Linked DNA regions of Homo sapiens: region 1 is linked to region 2. A link is a loop called in an ENCODE intact Hi-C map of the cell type or tissue named here. Cell type or tissue: PC-3. All regions are shown on one strand. Each heading gives the region's core, and the rest is flanking DNA. Links, peaks and the distances in the headings are about the cores only. Region 1 has its middle 99 kb from the start of MAOA. Region 2 overlaps MAOB (monoamine oxidase B).

The links. Hi-C counts contacts between places; a loop is a spot of excess contacts. Peaks named below come from ENCODE experiments on the same cell type or tissue, not always from the same donor. Only the 100,000 strongest peaks of a DNase experiment are listed, where the experiment ranks them.
Region 1: it touches region 2 in a loop (3-fold over the local background); 1 of 110 quality-filtered maps calls a loop at or near these places.

The regions. Positions count from the first base shown.
Region 1 is chrX:43,747,259-43,763,884 of GRCh38, reverse strand. No RefSeq gene overlaps it. Among named protein-coding and RNA genes, the nearest start is that of MAOA, 99 kb to the right of the region's middle. In PC-3, for the core only: no CTCF peak of the experiment used is centred there; no DNase peak of the experiment used is centred there.
Region 2 is chrX:43,792,279-43,808,904 of GRCh38, reverse strand. MAOB (monoamine oxidase B) reads left to right here. Exons shown (of 15, transcript NM_000898.5): 4 at 5,501-5,605; 5 at 6,642-6,733; 6 at 11,639-11,780; 7 at 13,017-13,166; 8 at 15,327-15,486. Among named protein-coding and RNA genes, the nearest start is that of MAOB, 82 kb to the left of the region's middle. In PC-3, for the core only: no CTCF peak of the experiment used is centred there; a DNase peak (open chromatin) is centred at 3,104; H3K4me3 peaks cover 604 bases; H3K27ac peaks cover 3,438 bases.

The DNA.
Region 1 (16,626 bases), core at 3,793-8,792, 48 kb after region 2:
AAGACTGAGCTTTAAATCAAGTTCAGAGACTTGATCATTCCACAGTACTGGACATCAAAATTACTGAATTGAGACTGTGGTTTGTGGCTTAAGGAAGTCATAGGATTGTCTGTTATTTAAGAGCAATTGATGATAGAGTCATAGACCTGCCAGGGTTTTCAAATGCAAGAAATGGAGAAACTTCCCTCACTGAGCAGGTTTAAATGAACAGTGGAAGACAAAAAATAAAGTGATTTATTTACATCCCATTCAATACACTGGTATTATTATCATCTATTCTTGAGAGCAGAGACAGTTTTCTATTCATCTTTTCATCCTCCGTACCTCCTGTGGTGCCTAAGCCATCATAATGTCTAAAAAATAATAAATGAATGGATTCTTGTAATTTTTATTTTAATTCTGAATTAGCAATCCTGTTATACTTACTCAGCAAACAGAATGCTCCTATGCTGTTTTGCAGAGAGCCAACTTAAATTTTTGGCATACTCATTTTGAAAGTGTCAATTGTCTTCTTTACTAGATTTTAGTTGAGATAGCATTAACTGGTTGGATACAGTTTCCCTCTTGGGTCGATTGATGGATCTAAAGCTATGATTCTCAACTGTGAGTGCATAACAAAATGACTGGGGGACTTTGGAAAGACCCCTTGTACCTAAATACATGAGGAATTGAATATAGCAGGGTGGTAGGTGGTGAGTGTCTTCACAGACCTTCTCTGTGAAGGTCATAATCAAGGGCTAAGAATTACTGGTTCAAAGATGCAGTAAAGCTTGGAGATCTGGCATTGAGCTTTTCTCACAAGACTGCTGCTCAGCCTCCATCCTCTTTCACCTACTCAGCTACATTGGAGTGAAAAAAAGATGCTAATAACATACTTAGAATAAAAGCAAACAGTGTTGCTCCCTAAAAGTTAAGCATCTGGGCCGGGTGCAGTGGCTCATGCCTGTAATCCTAGCAATTTGGGAGGCCGAGGCGAGCAGACCACTTGAGGTCAGGAGTTCAAGACTAGCCTGGGCAACATGACGAAACCCCGTCTATGCTAAAAATACAAAAACTAGCCAGGTGTGGTGGTGCATGTCTGTAGTCCCAGCTACTTGGGAAGTTGAGGCAAGAGAATTGCTTGAACCTGGGAGGTGGAGGTTGCAGTTAGCTGAGATCGTGCCACTGCACTCCAGTCTGGGCAATAGAGCAAGACTCTGTCTCAAAAAAATTAAATTAAATTAAATTAAAATAAAAGTTAAGCATCAATTTAACAAGTTAAAGAGTGATACATGTTTCCTGGATCATAGGAACTACTTGATTAAAGAAAGACTATCTTGATTGGAAGGCATGGTTGTCTTGAACTGGGTACCACCCACAAGTATAGCCTCAAACAAGGGCTTTTATGGAGACCATTCACTCTGGAAAGTGATCCCAGGAAGCAGGACTGTGAAACAAGGGAGGTGGGAGAGCCAATCCGAGGATGTATTATTGAGCTGGTCACTGGTGTGGGATACAGGGGCTCAGTCCTTCTGGGGACCCTTTGAGGAGTCTTGCACAATGTACCCTAGAATAGTTAAAGTGTTCGCTGGAATGTTAACTCCCTTGAACTTCCAGGTTTGCCCATGAATTGGAATAGCCACTGGGGAAGGTGCTGATGTCAGTTTGCACATCTGGTTGCCGCGTCTATGGCTAGAGTAAAAAGATGGGCTGAGAGGATACAGTGGTGCCTAAGAGGTGTAACGTATAGGAACCAATACACAACTTAAAAGAATTCTATTGAAAGAAGCACAGTATTTCATTTATTTATTTATTTTTTAATTTTTTTCTTTGTCCAAGGGAGAGACATGTTGAATCTTAGAAAAACAACCTGTTTATGTGACAGTCTCATGGATATTTTAGTTATAAAGAGAACATCTCAATTTGGGATCTTCAAGGCTGCATAAGTGGGATAAATCCCATCTATCGGTAAGGTCTCATGCCAGAAAGATGTCTATGAAACACTGAGTGCTTGCCATGCCTGTGGTTCCCTTTTTAAAAGGTGGTCAGAAATGAATCTTTGCAAAAACGTCACCTGGTTTTTTGATCCTACTAACTGGCCACAACTGATTGGACTAGGATTGATTCCTGAGTCAAAGCACTCTATAGGTGGCCAGTGGTCCATGAGTTGGCCTGGCTAAAAGCCTTTCTATGACAGTGGTGAAGACAAAGTTGATACAAGGAGAGAGCAGGCTAAGTCACAGGGAATGGGAGAATGAAGCCCAAATCTGAGTGGCTGCTGTGCCATGTGACCTACTGAGGCATCTCAATACTAATGACCAATGCTCCGGGACATCATGAGATTTGAATGAACCACAGTGGAGCTGATCTCCTCTACTTCCTCACTGCCCCTAGTTTTCCTATGGAAACAGAGTGTACCTAACAGAGACATCTTTTCTCTGCCAACATTCACCTGCCCTCCTATCTGCTTCCTTTAAAACGTTAACTCTGCTTGTCCCCAGTTACTAGTCCTCTGTCATTGCATACCCTTTAGGATCTTGTCTCCTGGCCAATATGTTAGGATCCCTTTACTTTCTTCTTAGCCTTGGCCTCAAACTAAAAAGGACAGGTCCTATTCGAAAGCAATGGTAGTTTTCTCACCCATTCCTCATTTCAATAATGGAGCCATCAATCTTGCAACCAAATAGAATAATCTAGAATGTTCTGGACTGTAGGGGAATGTGTAGACAACTTGGTGAAATGTGTTGGTGGGTTTTTTGTTGTTGTTTGTTTCCCGTTAATTTGTCTAAGTGCTCATAAGGAATCATCTGACTTGAAAATCCTCCTGGCGAGTGATCTTAATGACATTTCAGCCTGTAGACACTAGAAGCCAAGCTCTGGTATTAGAAATAACTGATCTAATCAGATCCTACAGTTACCCTGGACTGCTACTTTCTGATGTAATTGCTCTTGTCATTTCTGCTAAGACCACATGACAAGTTACTAACAAGTCATATACCACTCCAGCAGACTGACATCTCAGTCCCTGGCCTCCAACCCTGATCACTTTGAACTCTTCTTTTACCTTTCTTTACATCTCTAATCCCCAACCACTTCTTCCTTAACCATTCTGGTTCACTTTATTCTCCTTGAAAATCCATTTCCTTGCCAGGCAAAATGCTGAGTGGCACTGAGTTTTGCTCTTGAATTTGACATATCTCTCTTACCTCCAGGCCATTTCATTGCATTATATTTTCTTCCCCCCTAGCCTGCTGTCAAAATGTTTTCAATACCAGAATATTCCCTGGGTTATAGAAAATTATGGAGAAAGTCCTGGAGTTGTGTGGGAGCAATGGGAAGAAGACCACCAGCTGTTTCAGAAGAGAGTGAGGGCTGTCTTGGGCCATAAATTCCTCATCCCCACAACTCGTCCATCTTCTCTGGCCTCCTGTTGTGCTCTACCTGATCTTTTACTCTTCTATCTCCAGTGCTGCCAAATGCTCAGGCCTTTGGTCTACTGGTCAAGGCTTACTTTGGATAAATATAATTCCTTTTGGAGCCCAAAGTTCGGTGGGGCTGGTGGCCTTTGGGCTATGCATCCTGATGTTTTGGAAGCACTCTAAGGGCAGGATTGTCTTCAAAATAACATCTTCTAAAAGCTGCCTGCTAAATGTGAAAACAGTACATAAAGTATATGTCCTTAAATAATATAAAAGCCTTCCTGCCAATTCCCTGCATGCCCTCTCCATGCAAGCTGAGCCCCCTTTCTTTTAGGTGCCCAATTCCAGAGGCATTGCTTTAAGCAAAGGACAATGTAGGCAGTTAAACCTACCACAGAAGGGAGCAGTATAGGAGTAGGGTTCACAGAGGAAGATGTAAGTATTATAGACTATTCCCATTGGCAATGGCCATCTCTTTTTGAGCCAAAAGTTAGGACAGAATGTTGGGTACTAGACTTACTCACTATACATTCTTCCACCTCCTTCAACATAGAACCTTGATTTTGTTCAGCTATTTACACACTACTGTACTTCAGAAAAGGTAGGCTGGCCACATCGCCAGTCCCAAGACGTGGGTACTGGTTAGCCTAAGGCAATCATGGTGGTCCTATTTTATTTTGTCAATGGTTGACAAAAAGAAAAAAGAAAAAATAAACATACCCGGGCTTACTGGTGTATGTTATGCAATTCTGGCCAATGACCATAAGGAGAAGTCTTCTTAGGGGGCCAGCTGGAGCTTGTGGAAAAGAGTTCCTCACTCTTAAAAACAGACACATGAGAAAACAGACACATTCTATCTTCTTTGGGATGTTACAAGTATCTGGATGTGACATTTATAATTGCTGCAGCCATCTAACTACCAGGCCAAGGATGAGGTCCATACACAGAGAAGGTTGAGGCCAAAAAAGTTACAAAGAAATCAAACATCAGCCCTGATATACCCTTCTCCCAGCCTACCCAATTTTAGGAAGTCTGGTCATATGAGAAATAAATTCAACCATTTTGAATACAGGTTTTCTGTTACAGTCCAAAACATCCTAAAAGATCCACCTCACTTGACACAATTTTAAGACCTTCTTATAAGACTGCCTTTGGATAGCAATAATGCTTATTATTAATTATATTATTATAACAACAGCTACTTTTATTAAATATTAATTACAAGATGCTGTACATCATCTTATTTTATCCTGATTCCACTCCCATCACTTCCATTTTACACATAAGGAGTCTGAGTCTCAGAGACAAGGCAAAGTTCCCATAACCAGTAAGAGGTATAGATGGGCTTCAAACCCAGATGAGAGTTGCTCTAAACCTGTGAGTGTTCTCTTCACTGTCTCTACTCCCTGGGTCAGCCTTATAAGATTACTTATCCAGAATACCTAGCACCTGATCTTTCTAAATTATTGCTATCTCCAAAACTTAGGTATTTTCTTTCCAAAAATATTTTTATTTGCTTCTACCACTCAATATGGCCCCAATATCTTCTGGATACGATATTTTGCCTGTTCCATTATAAGGATTAAAGAATGATAACCATTCAACAATAACTCAACAAATATATATTGAATACACTTTCTATTTCAGGTATTTTTGTAGGTGTTGGGAATATAGTTGTGAACAAAACTGAGAAACTCCCTTCCCTCATGGAACTTAAATTCTAATGGGGAGATGATAAATAAATAAATAAATAATAAATAAAAAATTGTTGTAACCTATACTTTCAGGTGATGAAAACCATCATCAAGAAAAAGTAAGCAAGGAAAGGGGATAAAGAGTGATGTGGTGGCAGGGGATGGCTATAGCAGATTGAGTGGTCAGGTTAGGTCTTACCGAGAAAGTGACTTTTACTAAACTGAGACCTAAATGAAGTAAAAAAAAAGCCATGATGCTACTTGCAGGGGAAATAGCAATTGCAAGTCCCAGAGGTGAGAGCATGATTGGAGTATTAAAGGAATAGCAAAACAGCCAGTATGGCAGGAGCAACAGTAACAACAAATTAATGCTAGAAAATGAGGTTGGAGAGATAGACAGGGGCCAGATCATGTAGGAAGTCTTAGGCCACAGGAAAGGGTTTGGCTTTTATTCTAAGTGTGAAGACGATTCACTGGAGTGTTTCTAGTAAGGTAGTAGACAGTCTGGTAAATTTTTACAAGAATTAGTCTGTCGTGGATACTGTAGTGTGCTACTCAAATCTTCCTTTGGAAATGATGCACTCATTCACGCAGCTGCTCGAAGTTGGGAGGCTGACAGCTCATAGCTGTGTCCCTTTCTGCGGGCTGAAGGAAACCCCCTGTCCCAAAGCATGCCCCTTCCTAGGAGTAGTCGAAATCCAATGAGTGGGTACAAAGAACTATTTTAGTTCCAGACCTCCCCGTGGAATCACCTAAAACCTTTATTGCAATTGCTTCAGAGTTCTGCTTCATCCTCTGCCCAATTTGCTTCCCTCACTCCTTCGCAGGTATTGATCCCAAGGGCACATTCCAATAAGCTTCTTGCATGCAAATCTCCATCACAGAGTCTGCTTCCTGGAAATTCCACCCTGTGAGACACTTAGTGATGTGGAAAGCAGGCTTCTGTGTGGTAAGACTGAAAGCAGTAGACTATCTAGGAGGCCTGGAAAGTTAGTTGTCCAGGCCAGAGACTCTGGTGGCTTGGTCTAGAGTAATAAAGATACAGATCCGTGGAGATCCATGAAGATCCGAATGGAGGGGTTGAGTAGGCTTTTGACTATGTACATTAGAGTTCCAGGGAGAGGTTGGGGCTGGTGATATAATTTGGGGAGCTGTGGGATTGAGTGTAAACAGAGCAATATTTGAAGATGAGCCCCGAGACACCCAACCATTAAATGTGAAATGTTCAATATCTATTTACTCAATTACAAACAGCAGTGATCCCCAAAAGAAATATATATCTAAGAGCTATGACAAATTATGTACTCAGATTACAGTGATTTCACTGTAATCATTCATTATAATCTCCATTATTGCAGCTTTTCAGTGATTATAGCAAGCTGATGTAAAAAAGTGAGTAATAGTTGTTTTAAAATCTTTTAAAAACATTTGTGTTTTATATTTCTGGTGTTTGGACACCTGGTTAAACAATCTGCTGCTGTATTTATGTATTTGCTTATTGTCTGCTACTTCCCAGAGAATTTGAGACAACATCCAGCAACACATTTAAACACTAAGTTAACAAAACAAAACAAAAGGAGATGGTGTGTGAGCAGTAAGTGGATGAGGAGAATGTGGACAAGCAGGTGGGCACAGGGAAGGCCGACTGCTGTCTAGGTAGGGAATCTGAGGGACTCCAGCAAAGACCCATTGACCAAGGCCTGAAAATGTTTTTGTTTCATTTTATCGCACTGTCTGAAATGTTACATCAGAAATCCTCTTAGACTGGGGTCTATCAAAATGCACCTTTGGCCCACCAAATGGATTCCTGGCACGTCTCACTTTAGTGTAAATAAGCTTTATCAAGTTGTGGTCAACTCAGGGAAAAAGTCTACTCCAAAGATGAAATTCTGGGCAACACTAGCACAAGGTGACTTCAGGATGTTGGGGGACTCAATGATTCTTCCTTCCCCATCACCCTCTGAACTCTTCTTTCTGCCGGCCTCCTTAATGTCAGCTCTTCCTCATGTTTCTCCTTGATTTCCTCTGGAGTGCTTTCAGTGGGTGACTGCCTCCTTTTTCAAGATCCTGCTGATGGTAAGAAGAGGACTCCAAATATGTCCAGTGCTTCCCAGGGGTCAGCAGGCATGCTAAAATGACGCTTTTCATAGCTTGACCTCAGAAGGTTGGGTTCCCTATTTGAAAGGGCTCTATGAAAAAGTGGATGGGTGAAAAATCTAGAATAAAGATATGAAAGCGGGGAAGGCTCTGATAATTTCTATAGGCCTTTGGTCCACCCAGCAGACTATGGCCCAAGAACCTTTCCCTGGGGCTTGTACCTGCGGGAAGTGCTACTTCCTCTGCCTTAGGTGTCCTACCCTGTTGTCAGCCTGGAGAATTTCTACATTTTGTCTTTAGCCACTCAGCTCCAGGATTTCCTTCTTTGAGAAGCCAAGGAGAGGAGAGTCACCCGGGTCCAGTGAGGCTCTTTCTCCACCCCAACCCATCCAGGCTGGCAGTGCCAAAAACGCCATATGCACAGCTTAGTAGGGTGACCCAGATAGGCGGGCAGGGAAGAGCAGCAGGGTCCCAGTGTTGCTGGCAGATTATTCAATCAAGGTTCTGCAGAGGCTAATCCAGGTGGATTCAAGGGCCCAGTATTCAGCAGGCGTGCAAAAAGTCATATTCAACCAGGGAGCAAGACATCAGCAGCACCTGGGTGCCAGCCATATCCCTGCCCCAAAGGGATCTGTGATGAAAACAGGGTAGTTAAGGTGCCCAGTGCAGACCACAGGCCTCGGACTAGATCTCAGATCCCATCCTCTCACAGAGATGGGTCTGCCTCAGGGTACAGGACCAAGGCTCCATGCCCAGTAGCCATTAGCAATTCCTTATCCTCTGCTCCTTATGTGTAGGGCTCTCCTGTCTGAGCCTAAAAGTGTGTGTTTCCTAGATTTCCTGCTATTATCCTCTGCCAACCCATCCCCACAAAGACACCCTGGACCTGTTTGCCTGAAACCCAGACTGAGGATGGCTAAGTCCTTGTGCGGCAAGCCCATCTTCTCCGCTAACTGTTTCCTGACCACTAAGGCTGTCGTTTCCCTTTGCTCACCCTGGCCACCCCACCATACTGAGTCTGTCCCTGTCCCAGGAGAGGGCATTGTGCCATACATGGGCCCCTTCTCCCTGTCTCAGAGGGACTGCTGTGCAGAACCCTCATTTCCCTCAATGCCGATCCGTGAAGGATGTGATCTGCTGAGTGCTCAAAAGCACCCACCTGATGCCAAACGACGCTTACATTATCCCAATACTGTCTTCTGTCTTTACCTAACTGGAAATTTTTACCATGGATTCATGTGTGGGGGTGGGGAGAAGGTTAGCCCAACTCTGAGAAGCCAAGAGCACCCTTCCTGGGTACACCCGGTGTCAGTCCTAGCCCTTGGAGTAAGCTGGAGAGAGACTGGATTTTTTTTGTTTTTGTTTTCTGTGCTTGTTAATTTTAATTTGTTAATTTTGCATTTCAGCCAGATATCCAGCTTCCCTGAGAGGCCAGGCTTGTCATAAATGATCGGATGAAATAAATAATGAATAAATGCTTCTCTCTTGGATTCCAGTTTAAATCCAAGAGCCCTGGTGAGATCTGAGGACTGGTTCTGTCAATTATTTCTTCCAGACTGACCTTCGGTTACTAATTGGCTCATTTAAATTCATTCTTTTGAGGGCATGTTACAATGGAAGTGAAATAATTAAAGAGCAGAAAACTTGAATTTGTAGTTGGATATGTTTGAAGGTATGTCATTACCATTATGATACTGGGCACCATATGAAATTGTGGTCCTGGGAAATGACAGTGGGTTTTACTTTTTCTCATGCAAGTGATGTTTCGTAGTAAAACCTGGATCCTTGATGGCTACTTGCTTATCTCTCTATCTATACCAAAAATAGTGGCATAAGGCAGTGCTTGCCAACCTTTTTCACATCACATTACACAGAAAAAAAATGATTGCATTTGTTTTGGCACACTGGGTAAATGGATACAGTTACTGAATGCATGGAAGCTAGTAGCTTAGGGGCTGTGGCCACCCAAGTTCCTATTCCTCTGACTGGAGAACTGATGGCCTCCAGATCTCTACATAGATACAACCCATTCGTGGTGGGGTCTGTCATTTGGGGAGACATTAAACAAGCATTTCAAAAAATATGTAATTGTGAATCTTTATGGAGGGAAAACAAAAGCAGTGATAAGAGCATTCTTTCATATGTTTGTTGGCCATTTGTATATCTTCTTTTGTGAAGTAACTCAGGAATGGAAAACCAAACATCATATGTTCTCCCTGATATGTGAGAGCTAAGCTATGAGGACACAAAGGCATAAGAATGATACAATGGACTTTGGGGACTTGGCGGGGAAGAGCGGGAGGGAGGCGAGGGATAAAAGACAACAAATAGTGTGCAGTGTATACTGCTCGAGTGATGGGTGCATCAGGATCTCACAAGTCTCCACTAAAGAACTTACTCATGTAACCAAATACCACCTGTACCCGAATCACTTATGGAAAATAATTTTTTTAAAGCAGTGATAAGAGATTATAATGGAGAATTAATTGTCCGGGGGGTTTCTCAGGAAATGCATCTCTGAGGAAGTGCTATTTCATCCCTTGGGAAATAACCTAAAGGATTTAGCCAACTGAAGAATGGAGAAAATAACCTTCCATGGAGAGGGAACCAAGACAGAAAAGAACTGGATATATCTGAGGATTTATGAGAACGAGATGGCTGGAAGGTTCTGAGGGAGAGTGGAGTGACCAGAGACGAGGGTAGGGAAACAGGCAGAAAAAAGAGCATGCAAGGCCTTGGGAGCCACAGTGCGTCATATCCAAAGTTCATTGAGCAGCTATTGAAAGGGCTTGAGTCTGGACTGACAGGATCAGATTTGCAGTTTTAAAAGATCTACTTGGGCTGCTCGGGTGGTGTAGTAAAAGGGAAACCAGGGCATTTTAGCAAGAGATGACTAATCAGAGAGGAGTTACTAGTGGAGAAAAGTAATTTGAGATGTATTTTTGAAGTAGGAATCATAGTAGACCACAAAGAGATCCTTTATTTCTTTAAAGCTATCATTTATTGTTAGTACTGTAACAACTTCACTTATGTGATCCTATTGAATGCTCAGAACAACTGAACAGCTAGCTCCATTTAACAGATAAGAAAATGCATGTTCAATACCAAGATTCAAACCCAGGCCTAGCCAGCTCCAGAAACCTGAGCTTTTAACATTTACGCTTTCCTACAAAACAGGGTGACTTAACAAAGTATCTGTTTCTAAAGACAGTTCTTAGGGCTAAGAAATCAGAACGTGCCTTTAGAAATAATAAGTATTCCTAGTTGTGTGTTAAAGGTAGGAAGCTGAAACCAACAGACTTTCCTGTCCCTAAGCTAAACAATACTGAACCAGTCAAAATAACTTGGCTACTTGTCCCAGGAAATACTTGCTCCTGGAATACAAAGCTTTGAAGTAACACAAATAGATTATTTATCAAGACTAACAGCTTGCTCATCAAGACTTGCTTTAAGACACCACTTTACTTTGCCTACCAATCCACAACTACTCTATCATAAACTTTTCCAATTCCAACCAGTTTTTTGCCTTGCAAGATCTGCCTTAAAAACAACCCCCAAATTGAAAACCCTGTGAACCCTCCCCCAATTTTTCCACTTTGAGACACTAGTAAGACTGTCAATGCGATGTTCTTCCTTATGCAATGTGTCTGATAAACTTAGCTTTTCTTGATTGACATGTTTTCTGATGATCTTTTGGGAAGTCAATGGTTGGCAAGTGCCTGGTAGGATACTCTTGCTTTGGGGCTTGGCCATCTAAAGGGATGCCTGAGCAGGTTCATGTGAAAGTCCAGTATTCAGTTGTGTGCAGAGTCTGAAAGAAATTCAGTTATTGGGGTTAAAGAATAGAAATTTCTCTTCTGTCGTTTATTAAAGGTACAAACTTGGAATCTAGTTTCGTGCTTATGTAAGACAAATACATTTGCTTCTCAGGATCCCAGATGCAAGCCTTTTCAGGCTTTGTAGAAGACAAAGCTGGATAGAAGCTATATTGGGGTGTGTGTGTGATAGGGAAGAGGGTAGGCATTGGTGGAAGCAGGGCAGAGCCATGTGGTTTTAAATCATTAAAAGTTCTACTTGCTGCTCCAAATTCAGGTGCCTGGAACAGCAGGGATTTAAGGACAGACCAATTGTGGCATTTAACTCTTGGTTTTCAAAAATATTGAGGCCCATATGGTAGGCTAGACAATAGCCTGGCTGAAGATGTTCACGTCCTAACTCTGGGGCAAATGAATATGTTACCTTACATGGCAAAGGGACTTTGCAGATGTGATTAAGGATTATAAAATAGGGAGATAATCCTCATGGGCCCAATGTACTCACAAAGGTTCTCTTAAGAGGGAGGCAGGAGGCTCAAAGTGAGGAGGAGATGGTGCATCCATGGAAACAAGAGATTGGAGTGATGCAGCCACAAGCCAAGGAATGCTAGCAGCCTTTGGAAACAGAAAGAGGCAAGGAATGAGTTCTCCCTTGGAGCTTCCAGAAGGAACCATTCCTGCTAACACCTTGATTTTAGCCCTGTAAGACTCATTTTGAACTTTTGACTTCCAGAACTGTAAAATAATAAGCTTGTGTTGTTTTAAGCTACTAAGCTTGTGCCATTTTGCTACAGGGGCAATAGGACATTAATACAGCCAACAAAATTAAAATGGCTGATATAGCAAAGGTGGTCAGGCTGCTTGAGGGAGAAGCTGACTTACCCTCACTCCCTTTGGCCTGTCTGAACTGGCCCCATCTCTCAGTGGACTTACCTTTCAGATGTATCCTCCAGCCAGCTCTACACAGTCTAAATATAAGGCCCATCTAATACCAGCTGCCTCATTGGACTCATCTAGGGACCTCATACCTGCATCTTCCATGTTTGCTAGTTGATGTGATAGAATAGTCTATAGTAGCCAGATGAATACACGACACCAGGCAAACAGACCTCCTTTGCTCATTTTCTTAATGTAAACCTAATTCACTGCCAGATGTATTACATATTTAGTGTATGTCTGGCATGGGGTACACAGTTTACCAGCTTAGATGTTGATCTTGCTGAAGACAGAGTTGCCAAGGTTTAGTTCCACTGAAATCCCATATAGTGAACCCACGGGACACTTATGTACCATTCCAGATGCCAGCCACTATTAGGTGTATGTTTTCTGAATTTGTACAGCCCCAAATAATCTAGGGTGCTCTGAGGACCTCTAAGGTGGTCCAAGCACTATACAGTGCCTAAAAGAAACACAATTTTGACGCCCAAATCTTAAAAGTAATGTAAATATTTACTATACCACAAAACTCCTAGCCAAACTTAGGAAGCTTCCTTCCTTCCTTCTTTCCTTCTTTCCTTCCATCTCCTTAGGTTGTCAAAACAGCTTTTGAAAGCCCCTTCTTCTCCCATCATTCTCAGCAAACTAACGCAGGAACAGAAAACCAAACACTGCATGTTCTCACTCATAAGTGGGAGTTGAACAATGAGAACACATGGACACAGGGAGAGGAACATCACACACCAGGGCCTGAGGGGGCAAGAGGACGGAGAGCATTAGGACAAATACCTAATGCATGCAGGGCTTAAGACCTAGATGACGGGTTGATAGGTGCAGCAAACCACCATGGCACATGTATATCTATGCAACAAACCTTCATGTTCTGCACATGTATCCCAGAACTTAAAATAAAATCGAAAGAGAAAACCCCTTCTTCTGTCCAGCTGCACTCCTCCACAGCCCCAAGTTGCCTTTCTGAAACTTTCTCCTCTCCCCAGCTCCCTTCTCCTGCTTTCCCCAGATTACTTCCCTGCCCTTTCTAAGGTGAAAGCAATTCCACCTGTCTCATCTCCCATCGATGTTCTTTTCACCCATTACCCAGATGCACACAACAGAGGCTGAAAAACCAAGAAGTTCTAACAAAAAACCTTCCTGAGAGATTAGGGCAGAGGAAAGGCTGCAAATATTAGATATCAATATTGATCCATGTCACAACTGAAAACAAAGTAAGAGAGTGCAGGCAAATGTGTTGGAGGAAATTCTGGGTGGAGGTGACGCTTCTTAGTTTCCCCAAGAGCGAGGCTGTCTTGAATACTTTAGGATTTCCACTAGAAGGAAACAACACTAATTGGCCAGAAGATGGCACTCTTTTAAAACAAATTGGGGCCGCCCCCTAGCACAGGTGCTGGAAGATAGTCAATCACAGTCGTTAAAGAGCTCCAAGTGCAGAGAAGGGCTGGGCAGACAGGGGAACAGTAAAAGACTGATGGGGTGAACTACGGTCAATGGGACAAATAGGACTTAACAGTCAGCACTTATTAGTTGCAGATGTGGTTTTCTTTACCATTTAGTCATGCCATTTCTATTTTTTACTTCCTGTCTCACTATGTGGTGTCCTTAGTCTCTTGCCACACAGTGATGCTTATGGAGGCCTGAGGATTCTGGTAACTTCCTCTTAAATCGTGCTTCCCCTGCATTCCTAGCACCTCATGCTTTTCTGTAATAGCACTGACCAGAGCCACAATTAATGTGTTCCACAGTATCTACAATCAACTGTGTGCTCCATGAGGTGGGCTGTGTCTTGTACACTGCTGAATCACAGCATGGTGCCTACCTACCACATAGTAGGTGCTCAATAAGTAGGTGTTGAATGATTGTAAGAAATTCAAGGTAATAACTGCTCGCAAAACTTAAGCAGTGCTTCCTTTCTGCTATTCTAAAAGGTTGATGGAGAAGAGCTGATGCCTACTGAGTGCTTGCTGCATTAAGCCGTTACCTGCATTATCTCTGTTTTCCCATCAATTCTGTAAGACAGGTACTTCAAGCCACAGTACTTATCTAGGGGCATGTAAAAAGTAAATGACACAAGGTGCAGGGGTGCCCTATATCAATCCATCAAGATTCTCATTACTGCACTACTCTGTGGACCTTTAAGCACCCCACCCCCGCCAATCTTCGTCTCTTTCCCTGTCCCTACCTCCCCATCCCCCAGCACACACCCACACCTCTTTCCTCCACTCTATTTCACCCATAGACCTCGGTGGTTTGTGGAAAATATATGAGGCCCATTAATAGGAAAACCTGGTTCCCATTGAGGTGTTACTGTTTGGAGTGTAAATAAATAGTAGCCTTTGATGGATCACACGTGCATTAAGGGGAGGTCTTACTTGAAGGGCCCACAGCCCACCTTGAATGAATGGCAAGTTTCCTCAAGCCAGCTTTTTCACATGAGGCTTCCAAAGCTGCTTTTCAGAAACTTGGCTCCAGGCTGAGACAACCAGTTCACATCTACTGTCACTTTGAGACCTGCTTTTGCCTTCAAACTCTGAAAAGAATGGCCTTGATCAAGGAAGAGAGCCAAGCCCTGGGCTCTGATAGAGGAAAGAGAACTGTTACTATTACCTAGTACCTTCCTTTGTTTTCATCCTCTTCCTCTAATGTCTCAGTCAGCTTCCTTAGGCTAAGGGGCATGCCTTGCACATTTACCACCACCTCAGTGTAAAGCAAGGAGTATAGTTTGAAAAAATTAATACACTCAATGTTGATGTCCTGTTTGCTGAAATTATATCATAGCACAGAATAAATGTTAATAGAAGAGCGGTGATTTCTATCTCACTGCAAATATGTGGTTTTTCCAATAAAGTCTGACACTGCTCTCGTCAATCGTGACATTCACATAGCAGGAGATAAACACTGCCACGGTATGCTGGGCTGGGGAAGGGTAATTTCTTAAGGGAGATTTCTGGTCTAAGAAGACTTTTTTCTGTCTTTGTTTTTCTTTTTTGCCATTCCAACCCAGGCCTCTCCTACTCACTCCAGGTAGTTTTACAAAGTGGTTGCTGATCTTTGTGCTTATTTCTCAGAAAATCAGACATCCAAAAAGAACTTGTAAGTGATGGAAAATACATCATTTAAGTGATGCAAAACCAAACCTTGCACTTCTTTATCAAGGACTTGAAGACAACTTGGACATGTGAACCAAGCCTTCAAATGTGTTTTATTTTTTATTTTATTTTATTTTTATTTATTTTATTTATTTTTATTTTTTTATTTTTTTTGAGACAGAGTCTCACTCCGTCACCAGGGCTGGAGTGCAGTGGCACGATCTTGGCTCACTGCAACCTCCGCCTCCCTAGTTCAAGCGATTCTCCTGCCTCAGCTTCCTGAATAGCTGGGACTACAGGCACTTGCCACCACGCCCAGCTAATTTTTGTATTTTTAGTAGAGACGGGGTTTCACCATGTTGGCCAGGATGGTCTCGATCTCTTGACCTCGTGATCCGCCCGCCTTGGCCTCCCAAAGTGCTGGGATTACAGGCGTGAGCCACCGTGCCCGGCCTTTTATTTTTTGAGACAGAGTTTTGCTCTTGTCATCCAGGCTGGAGTGCAATGGCGCGATCTCGGCTCACTGCAACCTCTGCCTCCCAGGTTCAAGTGATTCTCCTGTCTCAGCCTCCCAAGTAGTTGGGATTACAGGCATGCACCACCACGCTGGGCTAATTTTTGTATTTTTAGTAGAGACAGGATTTCACCATGTTGGTCAGGCTGGTCTTGAACTCCTTACCTCAAATAATCCACCTGCCTCGGCCTCCCAAAGTGCTGGGATTAGAGGTGTGAGCCACTGCACCCACCCCAAATGTGTTTTAATTGATCAGCAATCTTTTCAAGGAATTTGAATATAAATGCTCTTTAGAAGGGCACATACTTCCTAGGTCAGCCAGTCCTCAGTATTCCCAAATGTCTTATGTCTGCTGCTGTTCGTTTTTAGCTGCCCAACTCCTGAAGACATTGAATTTAGGACTCCTCTTTAGAAATGCTTATTTTTCCCTTTGATCTTTCTGTTAGTTTTCTGTAGATGGGGCTCATTCATTGAGACAGAGATTGAATTATTTCCAGGGTTCCTTCCAATTCTGATTTTTTTTTCTTCCATGTAAAGAATAGTGCAGAAATACAACCCTCTAAAGGAAGTTCCCTTACCTAACAGGGATAGGTTCACAGCGAGAGCTCCATTCTATCTATAAAGCCAAAGCTCAAGTCCACAATGTCTTTTACATGACAAGGCAACTTTCTATGAGAATAAAGTAGATAATGCAGTGCTCCACCCTGGATCTGCAGGGAATACAGGCTGGTCGAAGATCCCAGCTACAGTTCCTCACTAGAAATTGTCCTTGAACCTGCCTTACTCAAGGTAACACCCTCTCTCAGGGGGAGGCTGATGAAGGGTCACAGAGTCCAGACCTCCTTGTCTCAATGAGGGATACTTCTGAAGGGTCTTCCTAGCTCCTCATTAGAACCTGTAGTTGCAACTGCATTGTAGGTCGACTCTCCTGCCCAATCCTACCTTCCTCACCCTCTTAGGTGTATTTCCTGAGGATTGTCTTCAATAAACTTTTTGCCCTGACTCTGTATCTTAGAGTCTGTTTCCAGGGAACCCAATCTAGGACAAGGAGTAAACCAGGGTACAGAA
Region 2 (16,626 bases), core at 1,171-6,170:
GGTGAAACCACGTCTCTACTAAAAATACAAAAATTAGCCAGGCGTGGTGGTGTGCACCTGTAATCCCAGCTACTCAGGAGGCTGAGGCAGGAGAATCGCTTGAACCAAGGAGGCAGACGTTGCAGTGAGCCAAGATTGTGCAACTGCACTCCAGCCTGGGCAGCAGAGCAAGACTCTGTGTGTGTGTGTGTGTGTGTGTGTGTGTCTATGTGTAGATATAGATATAGATATAGATATAGATATAGATATAGATATAGATATAGATATAGATGTGCAGGATGCTTTTGTTGGGCAGGGCTCCACATGCAGGTCATGGTTAGTTAGTTAACTCTGCCTTGTTCCAAAAGCTGTCCTTCACTTTTTCCCAGGCCAAGTCCCATGTGTCAGACTGAGCTCTCACTTTCTGAATCAATTGTCTTTATGTTTCCAGGAGCTGCCATGGTTGCTGGTGCAGGCCCTGGCAGTGACAGACAGACATTAATTAACCACATCTGCTGGGCTCACATTCTTCTTCAAGTCATCTGGTGGTGATTTCTGGCTGAACCAATGCATTTGTGAAAACAAGCAAACAAAAAAACCTAAATAATTTAATTGTTTGGCTGAATACTGATTTCTTCCTATCTTTTTATTAATGGATTTTCAAGCAAAAATATGCTGTTCTTCCCACTTATGGTGTGGCTATTTAGCTGCTTATGGTTTTATCTCTTTGTGATTCCCTTTACTCGTGGGCACAATGCCACACTGATAGTGCAGAAGGATGACTTTGTACACCAGTCATAGATGCACATTGCTCTCAATGTGCATCTTGATTTGGTTCTTTGCTATTTAAGTTCCATCCCACACCCACTTTGTACAAGTGCATTGTGTTGAGGGGGCAGGGTTGGGCACTACTCTGCTGGTAGGGATCTGCAGAGACCATAGTGGGTCTGGGTTCAAGGGGAGACTTAAAACAAGTAGGATAGATAGTTATAACATAAGGAACCAAAGTACAAAAGATCAGTTTATAAATCGGGGCATTGTGTGTCAAATAAATGACAAGTTCAAGGTCACACAGCTGAGATTATATCAAGCATATATTGTGAACCTACTGTGTGCCAGCAGTCTCTGCCAGCACGTCCTAGGCATACAAAGATTATAATTATAATAGTAGCAGCTGCGGTAATAATATTGATTGAGAACTTACAACATGCCAGCCACTGTTCAAAGTGATTTACATGTATCAACACACTTCATCTTTCTAACATGCCTCCAAGACAGTTACTATGATCACATTTCACTACTGAGTTAACTGAAGCACAGAGAAGTTAAGCAACTTAACACAGCTAGTGAGTGGCAGACCATGACTCAACCCAGGGAGACTGGCTCCAGAGCCCATGCTCTTGCAGCGTAGGGCCCAGTGAATGAGATAGAATAGTAAATGCATGAAACTGGTGCAGTGGAGTTAGCGGCAGATGAAAGAGAAACAGAGAGCTCTGGGACACTGAGAAGACCACCTAACCCAACTGTTTATGCTAATCTGGGCATACTTCCTGGAAGAAGACGATGGAGTCAATAGATGTTGAATTACAAAGACTGATATCTGGGGCCTGGACGATTAAGTAACTGTCTTACTCTGTGTCAGTCATCTTAGGAGAGGCAGAGCTAGAATGGGGATTGACTTCTTCTTCGTGGAGAATGGTCCCTGGATCAATCCACAGGTTTCTGCTGAGCAAGTTTTATGTATTGAACTCTGATGAAGGAGGGATAAGTGGAGGTTTTCAGGTCAGCATGCAAGTTGTATGGAACATGAATTATTTCTCAATAAAGCTGATTATAAAACAAAATCAGCATGCACTCAGCAGCCAGAACTTGCTTCTAAATACCACTCTCTTGATAAAAGGAAAGCCTTCTTGGACAAATGACAGATCCTAGGGCTTGGGCAGAGAAAATAGAAGATGAGTCTGGAGAATCTTCTAGTGCCAAAAATGAAAAAAATGCTCAACAGACAAAAGGATGGGGACATGTCAAAGGGACTCAGGAGCCGACCTGAAGGAGTGCTCAGAAGTAGAATAATTTGAGCAACAAATAAATCATATTGTATTAGATTATAACACAAGGTATAAAACACATATATATGTCCACTGTTATAAATAAATGAATGAATAAGCAAGTAAAAGGGGAAAAGAGGAAAATCTTCCTTAGAAAAGAATTCAAAAAATTTGTGGGGATTCTCCATCTCCAGAAAGTGGAAGTTAGCTCCCACCATCCCCTCTTGAGGATGATCTGAACTTAATGACTCTCTTCCAAAGAACAGAGCATGGAAGAGGGGTGAGTAGCAACTCTACAGTGGAGAGACCTGACAGACACCACCCTAAGCAAGGAATCAAGGTTAACATCATCCGTGATAAGTCATATTGATATCAAGTGCCCTCTGAGGTGACATGATGACAAGAGCACTTGGTCTTTGTGGTAGTCTTCCCCAAAATTCATAGTCCTAATCTAAAAATGAAAAAAGTAACTTCAGACAGATCCAAATTAAGGGATATTCTACCAGATAACTGACCCGTATTCTTCAAACTTTGAAGGTTATGAAAAATAAGGGACTACTGAGAAACTATCACACACCATAGGAGACTAAGAAGACAGGACAACTAAATGAAATGTGGTATCCTGGATGGGATCCTGCAACAGAAAAAGGATGGTTAGTGGATAAATGGGTGAAATCCAAATAAAATCTGAAGTTTAGTACATAGTGATCTACCAGTGTCGATATCCTGGTCTTGGCAATGTACCATGTAATGTAAGATGCTAACATTAGAGAAAACTAGGTGAAAGGTATATGGGAACTTTCTGTACTATCTTTGCAACTTTTTTATAAAACAAATATTACTTTGTAAAACAAAGTTACTTTGTAAAAATTTGTAAAACAAATTACTTTGTAAAAATGTGTAAAACAAATAGAAACTATATTTAAAGCATAAAGCATAAAAGAAAAGTCAGCAAGTGTCAGTATTCTGATCAACTAGAACTTTCATGCATTGCTGTTGGTAATGTAAAGCAGTGCAACAACTTTGGAACACTATTAAACTTAAAAAGTTAAACATACACCCACTGTGTGACTCAGCCATTCCACTACTAGGCATTGACCCAAGAGAAGAAAAAAACATATGTACACAAAAAGACCTGTACAAGAATGTTTATAGCAGTTTTGTTCACAGCAGATCAAAACTAGAAATAGTTATCAACAGGTGAAACAAACCGTGATGCATCCATACAATGGACACTACTTAGCAATAAAAAGGAACAAACGGAAACTTGGACAAACCTCAGAAATGTCATGCTGAGCAAAAGACGCCAGATACAAAGGTGTACATCTTGTATGAGTCCATTAAAAAATGTGAAAACAGGCAAAAACAATCTATAAGTGACAGAAAACTGAACAGTGGTTGCCCAGGGCCAGAAAGGGGACAGGGATTGTCTAGGAAGGGGAAAGAGGGAACTTTCTGGAATGATGGGAATGTTTTATATCTTGATTGGAGTGGTAGTTACATAGGTGTACACATGTGTCATAACTCCCCAAATTGCATGTTAAATTATTTAATGTGGGTACATTTGTGAGGAGATATTGGTCAAAGGATACAAAATTTAGTTAGATAGGAGAAATAAGTTCAAGGGATGTATTGTACAACATGGTAACTATAGTTAAAAACAATGTATTGTAGTCTTGAAAATTGCTAAGAGAATAGATTTTATGTGTTCTCACCTCCCAAAATGATAGGTATGTAAGGTAATGCGTATGTTAATTAGCTCAATTTAGCCATTCCACAGGGTATACATATTTCAAAATATTATGTTGTGTATTGTAAATATATACAGTTTTAATGGCAGGTTAAAATTTTTAAAATTACTTCTAACTATAAAAAACAAAATACGGAAACTAAACTAAAATAAAATGAGTACATTGTAGCTAAAGTACACCTCAATAGTGTTAAGAAGGGTGACAGTTAATTTTATACGTCAACTTGTGTAGATATTTGGACAAACATTATTCTAATGTTTCTGTCAAGCTATTTTTAAGATAAGGTTAACATTTAAATCAGTAGACTTTGAGCAAAGCAGATTAACTTCCATAATGTGAATGGACTTTATCCAATCAGTTGAAGTCCTTAAGAGAAAAAGATTGATGACTCTCAGGAAAAGAGGGAATTCTGCCAGCAGACTGCCTTTGAAGTCAAACTGCAACTCTTCCTTGGGTCCGTGACCTACCCTACAGATTTTGGACCTGCCGTCCCTCTCAATCAACATGAGCTAATTCCTTAAAATAAATCTGAATCCTTCTCTCTTTCTCTGTTTCTCTCTCTGTCTCTGTCTCTCTCTCCATCTATATCTATATCAATATCATCTATCTATATCTATGTATCTATGTATCTATATATCTATGTATGTATCTCTCTCTCTCTCTCTCTCTCTTTCTCCTGTTGGTTCTGTTTCTCTAAGGAATCCTGGCTGAGAAGAAACATAAAGCTGTATCTCAACCCTTCCCTGAGAATCTTATGGCCTTGTTGGAGAGAGAAGACCAACATGGCCACAGAATTAATACAAGAACAAATACGAAATCTCTTATTCCACAATTCTAGTTTCTCTGCCTGTACAACATCAACAGAAGGTGCATCTTTATTGAATGACTCAGAGTTTTGGGGAAGTTTCTGTTGACTGAGAACCTTAAGTTATTCTGATTCCGTTGAAAGATGCTATCAGAATGCACGACCTGGCTTCTGACTCGGGTTTTCAGATTGACCCAAAGTGGGTTTTTTTGCGTGTCTCTTAAGTGCCATCAACAGGTTAATTCTCCCAGATATTATTTATTTTAAATCCTTGGAACAATGTGTTCCCTTTATTTCTGTGTCGAGGTATCCCTGTGGGAAGAACCAGGTGGTATAACATGTCTAGAAGAGAAGTTTGAAGTTGTCTAATCTTTCTGCTTTGACTTTGCTGATCTCTGGGAACTCCTGTGTTTACCTAGCACATCTGAGTCCTTGGGAAAGCTTTCTGGGCCCTGTTTTGTGGTTCTTCTAACAGATGGTTGCATTCTTGTGATTGATTTTTGATCCCCTTCTAAGTTGTATAATGCTTATAGTTATAATTTTCTGACTCTCCAGGCACACAGAGGCTCCTGACTCTGAGATATTTGCAAGTACCATTGACAAATAAGATTTCCTTAGGTTAACTCCACTTATGTACTTGTATTTACATTTTGTATGGTAAAGGCTCCAGTTTCAGAGAGAAACCTCTTTACCGTGCTTGGTGTGGCAGTGAACTTAATTAACAGAGAATTTTGCTGGCAATCTCTATGCTAAAAAGTTAAGTGGGGTTCTGAGGACACAAGGAGCTAAAAAGTTGAGTGTATATCACATATTGATAACTCACATAATTTTGCTTGCAGACATTTACCAATTTGGCAGATTACCTACTTTTACATTGTAGTAAATATTTCCTTTTAAAAATATCTTGTATCTCACAGGGCAAATCATACCCCTTCAGGGGGCCATTCCCACCTGTATGGAATCCAATTACCTACTTAGATCATAACAACTTTTGGAGGACAATGGATGACATGGGGCGAGAGGTAAAGCTTCTTTGACTATATTTGTATTCTTTTTTGTAATAAGTTTCATCCTTCAAAGAAAGAAAGTAAAATATATCTCCAACACCTAGCACATTGTGAACACATGGTAACTAAAGATTTGTGAAATGAATGAATGAACTTGTTTCTAACCTCTGCAATAATAAGATGTCAAACAGATTGATATTTGTATACTACTGATGAGTGGGCAGGAGATTGGGTGTCACTCAGCCTTCTTGGAATGATGTTTCAAATTTTGGAAATCTTCAGTACATAGCAAAATTAGACTTCTGGGTCTTTGATTCACCACCATGCCCAAACAAGTCATAAGTAATCACACATAAAGCATTTTTTTTCTTTTACTTTAAGCTCCGGGATACATGTGCAGAACGTGCAGGTTCATTACATAGGTATACATGTGCCATGGTGGTTTTCTGCATCTATCAACCCATCGTCTAGGTTTTAAGCCCCACATGCATTAGGTATTTGTCCTAATGCTCTCCCTCCCCTTGCCCCCCAACCCCCGACAGGCCCTAGTGTGTGATGTTCCCCTCCCTGTGTCCATATGTTTTCATTGTTCAACTCCCACTTATGAGTGAGAACATGTGGTGTTTGGTTTTCTGTTTCTGAACACACATAAAGCTTAACTGAAAACTCCATAGACATGATTTGCTGCAGCTCTGTGATCCTTGTTAAATAGTTAAATTTATGAGTGTTCTCTAGAAGTTAGTAACTTAGGAATCCATATCTAGAAATAGCCCAGTTACAACATGCCTCTATTTATTGTGCAGGAAGTTTTATCACAAATTAAATATGGCTTGGGTGGTACAGATTTATAATAGGAAAGCTACATAGACAGCATTGATTATGCAGTAAAAGCAATATTGGATGAATTTGGAAAACTTAACATTTTTCCTCTTTAAGGTAGAGTTTTTAATACTATTTGAATAGTTATTTAAAGTGGAAAATTACAAAAATGAATAAAATAAAAGAGAAAATTACATTTGTCTTTCTCCTTCGAATCCTCATCTGAATGTAGATTCCGAGTGATGCCCCATGGAAGGCTCCCCTTGCAGAAGAGTGGGACAACATGACAATGAAGGAGCTACTGGACAAGCTCTGCTGGACTGAGTAAGTCTTGCCATTAGGCACAGGCATTTACTGTGACCACCTTTTAGGTTTATTTAGCAATACCGTTCAACAAGTATGGGACAAGTAGCTGCTTTGTGTCTAAAACCACACCACCAGCCAGTGGCATGCTGAAAACCATTGGAATTGGCTCCTACCCTGAAGATATCTGTACATACAACTTACTTCTTTGGAGTAGTTTTGTATCACAAAGGTGGTATTACCCTGTGAAGTCCTCAGAACAGACCAGAAGGTACCACTTTCTTTATCTGAAACAGCTTAAAGACCATCAGCTTAAAGCTCTCATTTATTAAGTTGTTGATATAGGACAATTTTTGTATTCTTCACTGGTGGTCAAATGTGGAGATGGTTAGCATGTGCATTTGCCACACCTTGTGTGAAGTAGTGCAATTCTTCAAGGACTTAAAGAGGAACCTCTAAAGCCTTTGTGTAGATAGGTCACAACTACAGGGGAAACATGTGTGACTGGACTGGCTGTTCCCCTTTAGTGAAAAAACAAGTACCTATGAGTTAAGCATTAAATTCTTGTTGGCAGAACTGGGAACTGTAGAGAAATTGTGAAGGCTTGTATAGACAGACCACATGGAGAGGCCACACTGCTCTTGGACAGCAGGGAAAATGGAAAGGATTATGAGGGTTCCCATTCAAGCACGTGGTAAATTTGTGGTAAACAAAATAAGAGAAATGGAAGCCAAATTCAAGGAGACTGCCCTGTCTTGCTAAAGAGCATTAGTTGAGAATATGTTTGGCTCGGGGGTTAATGTCTTCATTTTTAGGCATTCATTCACTGCCAACTAAAAGTAAAAACAAGCTTTTAGAATATCTGAATCTTAAAAATGGAAATAATCAAAAGACATAAAATTCATATATTTTTCATATAAAAATTCAGCTTCTAATAATTTAGCTTTAAGAAAGTGAGGCAAAAGAAGAGAGAGGCACCAGCATGGCACATGTATACATATGTAACTAACCTGCACAATGTGCACATGTACCCTAAAACTTAAAGTATAATAATAAAAAAAAAAAAGAAGAGAGAGGCATACAGGGAGAGAAGGAGAGAGGGAGAGGGAGAAACAGTGAAAGAGGCAGATTCAAAGCATTATTTTTAAAAGGGAGGATCTGAAAGCCCAATAGTAGAAGATCGGCAGAATCAAGTATGGAACATCTAAAAAATTGAGTACTTGAGGGTTTTAAAAAATCGTGTTGTAGAGGAATATTTAATGACTGGAAAAAATAGTAATATTAAACACATAGAAAAGCAGGCTATTGTGGTATGGTATATGATCTCATTTCTAAAAACAACTATTTATATATGCACTGCAAAAGCAATGGACATCCATTGAAGTATTTTTAACGTTTAATATTACCATGCAAACATTTATTTTTAAAATGTTTAAAAACTTTACATCATTAAAAATTATTCTTTAAACATCATATTTCATGGTACCAGAATATTCCATGGGAAATGAATACGTAATGTATTTGTCCATTATCATCCTGTTGAACACATTGGTTACTTTCTGTTTTTTGTTATTATCATTATACAATACTCTATAATAAACATCTTTATGCCTCTCCTGTGTTTTCAACCTTTGAAAGCAACCAGTTCTGGAATAGTAAAATCCTTTTATGTCATGAAATCAATGCGTGTTATTAATTATATTCTTTTAAACATTTACCTAATGCTATCTAACACCTCTATGAGAATGTAGTTTGCAATATAATTTATTTTAATAGTAATAAAATTGTAGTATTTAGTTTTAAATTATATACTTTAGATTTTCAAAATATAATAAGTATGTAATTATCTGCATTTGTTTTATAACTCCTGTTATGAAAAGCTTTTAATAAATTCAGTTAGGTCTTCTCTCCTCAGAGAACTTTTAAGTTTCTTGGTGATAAAATCAATCATATGTTTTTGGGATCACAGGGACCCGACATTTTCTATCGTAGCCCTTGGCCTAGTCCTCCACTTAGTGAATATTCTAAGTTGTCATTTGACAAAATAAAGCATTCTGAGATACTAGGAGTATAAGAACACAAGACAATTTTCCAACTCTTCCCAAGCAAGATACACACAGTATTATTTCCTGGATTTAAATGAAGTAATCCCCAGAATATCCAACCTATTGTTGTTCAAACTAAAGCACAATCATACATTCCAAGACTAATGTTGATTATTCTTTCAGTTATTATCATTTACAAAGTGCACTTCACAAACATGAATTGTATTTTCAATGTGATCACAGCTATGTAAAAACATTTTTTAAAAGACCTATACTTAGAAAAAAATGCATCAAAATGAGACTAGTAATTATCTTCTGGAGGGGCAGAAATATGGAAGACACTCGTTCTCTCATCCTTTTATCTTATAAATTTTCCAAATTTTATATAATGTGTATGTATTTTTCATGTAGAAAAATATTATAACATTTATCTTTTAAAAAGTCAACAGGGCAAAAAATACGGAAATATTGCACTAACTTCCTTGACCTTCCATCCTTCAAATATTGTTCTTATTTCTTTTCTTACTGAAGCTCCTAGAGTAAATTCAAATAAAGGATTAGGAATGGACTGGCCCTTCAGAATTACTTTTAGATCTCCCTTTATTTCAAACCAGAATTATTTCTTTCCCACCAAATTGCCAACAATAACAACTAGAATTCCAGCAATATTTTTGTTAAATATTGGCTCTCCAGCTGGGCCAATGTTAGGTTTCAGTTATTTATTACTCCCTTTACTGTATGCCCCTCAATCCACCTAAAAAATAAGGAAGAAAAGAAATAGGATTTTAGGAAGCAACAAATAAAATACTACTTTTATTTTAAATTGACGTCTGGATATGTGTTTTAGTTAGATATTACAAATTGCCTCTGCAAGGAAGGCATGAGCTAGCAATTTCCATCCCTTCAATTATCCTGAGAAATCTTACAAAACTAACTGTAAGTCGCTTTAATGTATATATGACACCATTTCACAGGCTGTAATGATGGGGACTGTCATAGACGGGCTGTCAGGTTGTTACAGCTGCAAATAATGTCAATAATTGGTATGTGTGTTAGGCATGATTCTACAAACTTCTAGGGTCAAGATACAGTAAAGTAGAGAGATGCCCCTTGGTGAGTAGCTGCACTTCCAAGGCTGTCAGCTGACTAATTAGAAAACATTTTGAGGTATCAAAAGCACGAGTTTTGCGTCAAGTACGATCTGACTTGAAGTTGTGTCGTTATATATTCCTAAACTGTCCGAGACTCCGTTTTCTAGCATGTGAACTGTGGAAAAATAATAGATATTTGATACGGTTGTTGCAACAATTTAACAAGATAATGATTTTAAAGACAATGGAGTGTGGAAAGAGTTCAATAAATGGAAGACAATATCATTTATCCCAACCATTGTCAGCATTACCAGGTGGAAAATGCTGCCTCAGATATAACAAGATTAACAATATGCAAACTTCATGTCAAAGTCAAAAGGGGAATTGGACCTTATTAAAGAAATCCCAGAGTGCACACTACTACTGATGAATTTTATGCTGTGCTAGATATAATGGAGTCCTCGAAATTGCATGAGATAGTTTGCTTTCTGGTGTGCTTCCTGATAGGTGATAACCTCTCACCATTTACCTGCCAATGTCAAGCAAAAGCTTACCCATTTATGCTCTATTAATTGTTTGTCCCCTCATCCATTATTTGAGCTTGTCTTCTGTTAGGCAGTAAAATAACTGAATAGATAACTGTGACTAATTTTGTGTTTGGTACAGCACCTAGCATATCCTTTGCATGTTATGGATGTTTAAAAAATTTTGTTTAACTGATATTTCTCATCAATCATTCATTCGTTCAATCATGCAACAAGTAATTATTGAGTGCTTACAATGTTCCAAGCACTATTTTGTTAAAGGGGACACTATGGTGAGTGAGAAACAGAAGATCCTTGTTCTCATAGGTTGATATTCTAGTGGGGGGAGACAGCAATTAAAAAGAATTAACCAATAATCAAGACAATTTCAGACAGTGAAAAGAGTTATAAAGATACTATACAGTAGCAAAATGATAGAGAATGTCAGGATGCTGGGAATATGGAAGCCAGTGGTCGTTTTCATAGACAAATGTGAATATGTCTTTCTAAGGAAACATTAGAGTAAAAAGAAGAGGGTACAAGATGAGACAGAAAAGGTAGGCATGGGCTGGATCACATAGGGCTCTGGAAGCCATGGTGTAAGATCTGAATCTTATTCTGGTTTTAATAGGATACCACTGGAGACTTTTTAAGCAAGAAAATGACATGATTTGATTTATACTTCAGAGAGAGCATCATGGTAGGGAGGGAGGGAAAAGCCTCTGGCTTTGAGTGTGGTGAACAGATACCAGGTGAGGATGAATGGAGGCAGAGAGGCCAGTCTGAAGGAAGTAATTGCAGTACTCCTGGAAAGAGATGGATTCTAAATTTGTGGTGAAGGTGGAGTGATGTGGTGAGAGATAATGGGACTTCCCAATGAATTGGATGGGGGAAGATTGATGGAAAGAGAGAAATAATGTTTGATTTCTAGAGTGTTGGTTTTTACCACTGAGTAAATGATGGTGCTTTTTACTGAGATGGGGATCACTGGAAGAGCAGCAGGAATGTAAGGAGAAATCATGAAAGCACAGAATCTGGAATAGAAGCTGATTCTGAGTAAGGTGTTTTGTTTACAGGGAAAATAATCTGATATTTCAAAAACCTCCGATGTCACGTTTTGTAATATTAGATTCTAGTGACAATTTTTTGACCTTACCACATTGTTTTAAACTTAACCAAGAAAATGTGTTACTTAAATAATTTTTAGAGAATTAAGAAGCTGCTCTCCTGCGTTTGCCAAGTTTGCTCTTGTTTCTTCCTGTGCAGATCTGCAAAGCAGCTTGCCACTCTCTTTGTGAACCTGTGTGTCACTGCAGAGACCCATGAGGTCTCTGCTCTCTGGTTCCTGTGGTATGTGAAGCAGTGTGGAGGCACAACAAGAATCATCTCGACAACAAATGGAGGACAGGTACCCATCCATTCTTCCACAGTCCCAATGGAAAAACACTGCTACTGAAATGAAAGATCATCATCCTTCAATCATGAACTGCTGAAGTGGGAAGCAGGCTTGTGGCTTTTAGAGCATTACCATGGCAGCTCAAAGTGTTTCTTGTAAGGCAGTCTGTTGTCAGGTACCCACTGTGAGAACCCAGTGTCCAATGTAATTTTAAAGCTAGGCTTGTCTCTCTTTATGCACTGTGGCCATTTTCCATACGCTCAATTATTATTTGGTAAGTTTGTAGGAGACCATCTGAATTAAGCTTAGCTTGAGCACTTCTTGGAAAGCTTATAAAGGAAATTCAGTAATGCATTTTCAATTTAAAACACACACTATTCATGGAATTCATTTATCTATTCATTCATTCAATGCCCATTTCTTGAGCCCCGGCACTGTATAAGGCACTGTGCTAGACACAGTAGGAACATATTGGAGTTCTTAAATAATCTGCTTGGTTGTCATGTTCCATTCTTCTCTCTCCCCCTCCTCCTCTTCTTTCTTTCTCTTCTCCTCCTCCCCCTCCTCTTTCTCCTCCTCCTTTTCTCTTTCTCCCTCTCCTTCTCCTTCTCTGACCTTAACTGAAAATTGAGGAGGAGGCAGCCAGGTCAACTGTGTGCATAGCCAGGTAGAACATTTGGAAGTTTTAGCAAGGCTGAGGGCAGGTGGGTACAGTGAGGTGAAATGAGTTCGGTGGCTACAGAAGCAGCAGGCATCTGACCCAGGATAAGATGGGCAGCCTGCAACAGGGAGTAGGCTGGCCTGGGGGAAGGGGACATGGTGGGAGGCAGGGAAGTTCTGCGCTTGAGCCACAAAGCAAGGGGAAGCAGGCTTAGGTCTGCTCAGGCAAGCTAGGGAAGAGCTTTAGGTACAGCTTCACCAGTTCCAGCTCTAAGCAAAAGACTGCAGATAGGACAGAGAGCAGGGATGGTGACCAGAAAGGTGGGATACAGGGGTCATTCTGAAGATGTCCAGCTAAGGTTGGAGTCTGGGAATCTACAAGAGCATAGCTTGTAAAGTAACTTAGAAATCCTGTAACTTTGTCCAAAGACAGCAATTCCTACTTAGAAAACCATGGTGAAAGCCACTATTCACTGCAGCAAAATGAAATGTTAGACATCTCAGAGTAGACATATGTGAGGACAACTAAGAATTTAGCAATTTATGCCCATTCCTGCGTTTCTCTTTCACCTCCTTTTCTCTTTCCAGGAGAGGAAATTTGTGGGCGGATCTGGTCAAGTGAGTGAGCGGATAATGGACCTCCTTGGAGACCGAGTGAAGCTGGAGAGGCCTGTGATCTACATTGACCAGACAAGAGAAAATGTCCTTGTGGAGACCCTAAACCATGAGATGTATGAGGTAACTGTGATATTGTGAAATATATATTTGATCTTCATCCCAGTTTCCTGGCATACAACTTTAAAAATTCTTAGAATCTCCAGAGTGATGTCCTTTGATGCCAATGATTGATGGCTGGCAGCCCCTAGGTAGCTTCAGGATGGGGCTGGTCACAGGAAAGACCATGGAAAGACTAGAGGGTTGGGACTTTCAGCCCCACCCCCAGCCTCCAGGGAGGGGATGGGGCAAGGGGCTGAAGGTTGAATTGATCACCAGAGGCCAATGATTTAATCAATTGTGCCTACATAAGGAAGCCTCCATAAAAACCCAAAACGACCGAGTTCTGGGAGCTTCTGGATATCTGCACAACTGGAGGTTCCTTGAGAATGGCATGCCTGGGGAGGGCATGAAAGCTCCATGCCCTTTCTCACAACTCTTGCCCAATGCACCTCTTCCTCTGTACCCTTTGTAATATCCTTTATAATAAAACAGTAAACATGTTTCCCTGAGTTCTGTGAGCCACTGTAGCAAATCAATCAAACTTGAAGGGGTTGTAGGAACATCAACTGGAAGCAGATTGGTCAGAAATTCTGGAAGCTGGACTTGTGACTGACATCTGAAGGTGGGGGACAGTCTTGGAGACTGAGCCCTCAACCTGTAGGATCAGAAGTTATCTCCAGGTAGATACTGTCAGAATTGAGTTGAATTCAGAGGACACATGGCTGATGTCTGCTATAGAATTGCTTGCTTGCTTAATATGTGGGGAAAAACCACTCCACATTTGGTCACAGAAGTCTTCTGTGGTGATCGTTGTTGAGTGAGAGAATGGAAAAAAGCACTTTTTTCCATTCTCTCACTCAACATTTGCTTTGAACTCAACTTTGCTTTGAAATTTTTCCACTCAGAGTTACCAAGACACTTAAACAAGTGGGAAGAGGCCACAGTCTCATAGATAATCAAAGCCGAAGTCAACAATGTCACACACTTTATAGACAGTCTTTTTGCCAATAGTGAAAAAGCTATCTCTAACTGAAAAAAAGGAAAAGAGAACCAGAATATTTGGGGTGGGGGAGGATTTATAAAAACTTATAAAGGTATTATCAACCCTCTGTATTTTGCTTTTATGTAATTAGAAAAACACAGAAAATATTTATTTGATAAATATCAAGCACCTCCTATGTGCCTGACATGATTCTAGGAGTTAAGAACACAGTCGTGAACAAAACAGATACAATTCTCTGCCCACATACAATTCTCCTTCTAGTGAAGGAGAAAGACAGTAATGAAACATATAGTTATAATATAAAGTATGTCAGATAGTGATAATTAGTGCGGAAAAAATCAAGCAGGAAGGTGGGGAGAGGGCATACCAGAAAGTGAGATGGGAGAATTGGTTATGCAAGTTTAAATAAGGTGATCAGGGAAGGCCTCACTGAGAAGGTGATATCTGATAGAGAATTGGAGGAGACGAGGGATTGAGCCATGTGGTTCCCTGAGAGAAGAAGATGGAACAGCCAGTGCCAAGGCACTGAGGTGGGAGCAAGCCTGGTGTGACCAAGGAACAGCAAGGTGATCAAAATGGCAGGGCCAGGCTTGGTGGCTAACGCCTGTAATCCCAGCACTTTGGGAGGCCAAGGTGGGCAGATCACAAGGTCGAAAGATCGAGACAACCCTGGCCAACATGGTGAAACCCTGTCTTTACTAAAAATACAAAAATTAGCTGGGTGTGGTGGTGCACACCTGTAGTCCCAGCTACTCTGGAGGCTGAGGCAGGAGAATCGCTTGAACCTGGGCACGTGGAGGTTGCAGTGAGCCAAGATCGCACCACTGCACTCCAGCCTGGCGACAGAGTGAGACTGGGTCTCAAAAAGAAAACAAAAATAGCAGAAGTAAGAGTGTCAGGGCAAATGTAACAGGAGGTGAGATCAGTGATGTAACGGGCCCATTTCATGTGTGGCCTTGGCGATGATGGTGAGAAATCTGGCTTTGACTTTAAGTGCAATGGGAAGTCATTGGAGGTTTTGAACTAAGGAACAATAAGGGCTACTTTAGGTTTCGACAAAATCCTTGTCACTTCTTTAAGAGACTGAAAAGAATATAACGATAGAATGAGAGAGAATCATTGGGAAAAAAACAAAAGCAACACGGCAACAATGTTTAACCATGTTGCTTTTCTTTCAGGCTAAATATGTGATTAGTGCTATTCCTCCTACTCTGGGCATGAAGATTCACTTCAATCCCCCTCTGCCAATGATGAGAAACCAGATGATCACTCGTGTGCCTTTGGGTTCAGTCATCAAGTGTATAGTTTATTATAAAGAGCCTTTCTGGAGGAAAAAGGGTGAGTACTTTCCTTATATAAAAACCTTTAGAAGAAGGTCCAAGAAACTTGTTGCTAAGGCATGCATTTTTTAAAAATGTCAACTTTTATTTTAGATTCAGGGGTACATGTGCAGATTTGTTACATGGATATGTTGCATGATGCTGAGGTTTGTGGTATGAATGATTCTGTCACCCAGGTAGTGAACATAGTACCAATAGGTAGGTTTTCAACTCTTGCTGTACTCCTTACCTCCCCCTTTAGTAGTCCTCAGTGTCTATTATTTTCATCTTTATATCCATATGTACCCCATGCTTAGCTCTCACTTATAAGTGGGAACATGTGGTATTTGGTTTTCTGTTTCTACATTGATTCACTTAGGATAATAGTCTCCAGCTGCATCCATGTTGCTGCAAAGAACATGATTTAATTCTCTTTTTATGGCTGCATAGTATTCCATGCTATATACATACCACATTTTCTTTATCTAATCCACCTTTGATGGGCACCTACGTTGATTCCATATGTTTGCTATTGTGAGTAGTGCTGCGATGAACATGTGAGTGCATGTGCCTTTTTGGTAGAACAATTTATATTCCTTTGGGTATATACCTAATAATGAGATTGCTGGGTCGCATGATAGTTCCATTTTTACTTCTTTGAGAAAACTCCAAATTTCTTTTCACAGTGGCTTAACTAATTTACATTCCCACCAACAGTGCATAAGTGCTCCTTTTTCTCCAACATCTCTTATTTTTTGACTTTTTAATAATAGCCATTCTGACTGGTGTGAGATGGTATCTCATCGTGGTTTTGATTGGCATTTATCTGATGATTAGTAATGCAGAGCTCTTTTTCGTATGCTTTTTGGCCACTTGTATGTCTTCTTTTGAGAAGTGTCTGTTCATGCATTTTGCCTACTTTTTAATGGGGTTATTTGGTTTTTGCTTGTTGAATTAAGTTCCTTGTAGATTCTGGATATTAGACCTTTGTCAGAGGCATAGTTTGCAAATATTTTCTCCCATTTTGTAGGCTGTGTGTTTACTTTCTTGATAGTTTCTTTTGCTGTGTAGAAGCTCTTTAGTTTAATTAGGTCCTACCTGGCAATTTTTGTTTTTGTTTCAATTGCTTTTGAAAACTTAAAGACATGTGTTTGCATGT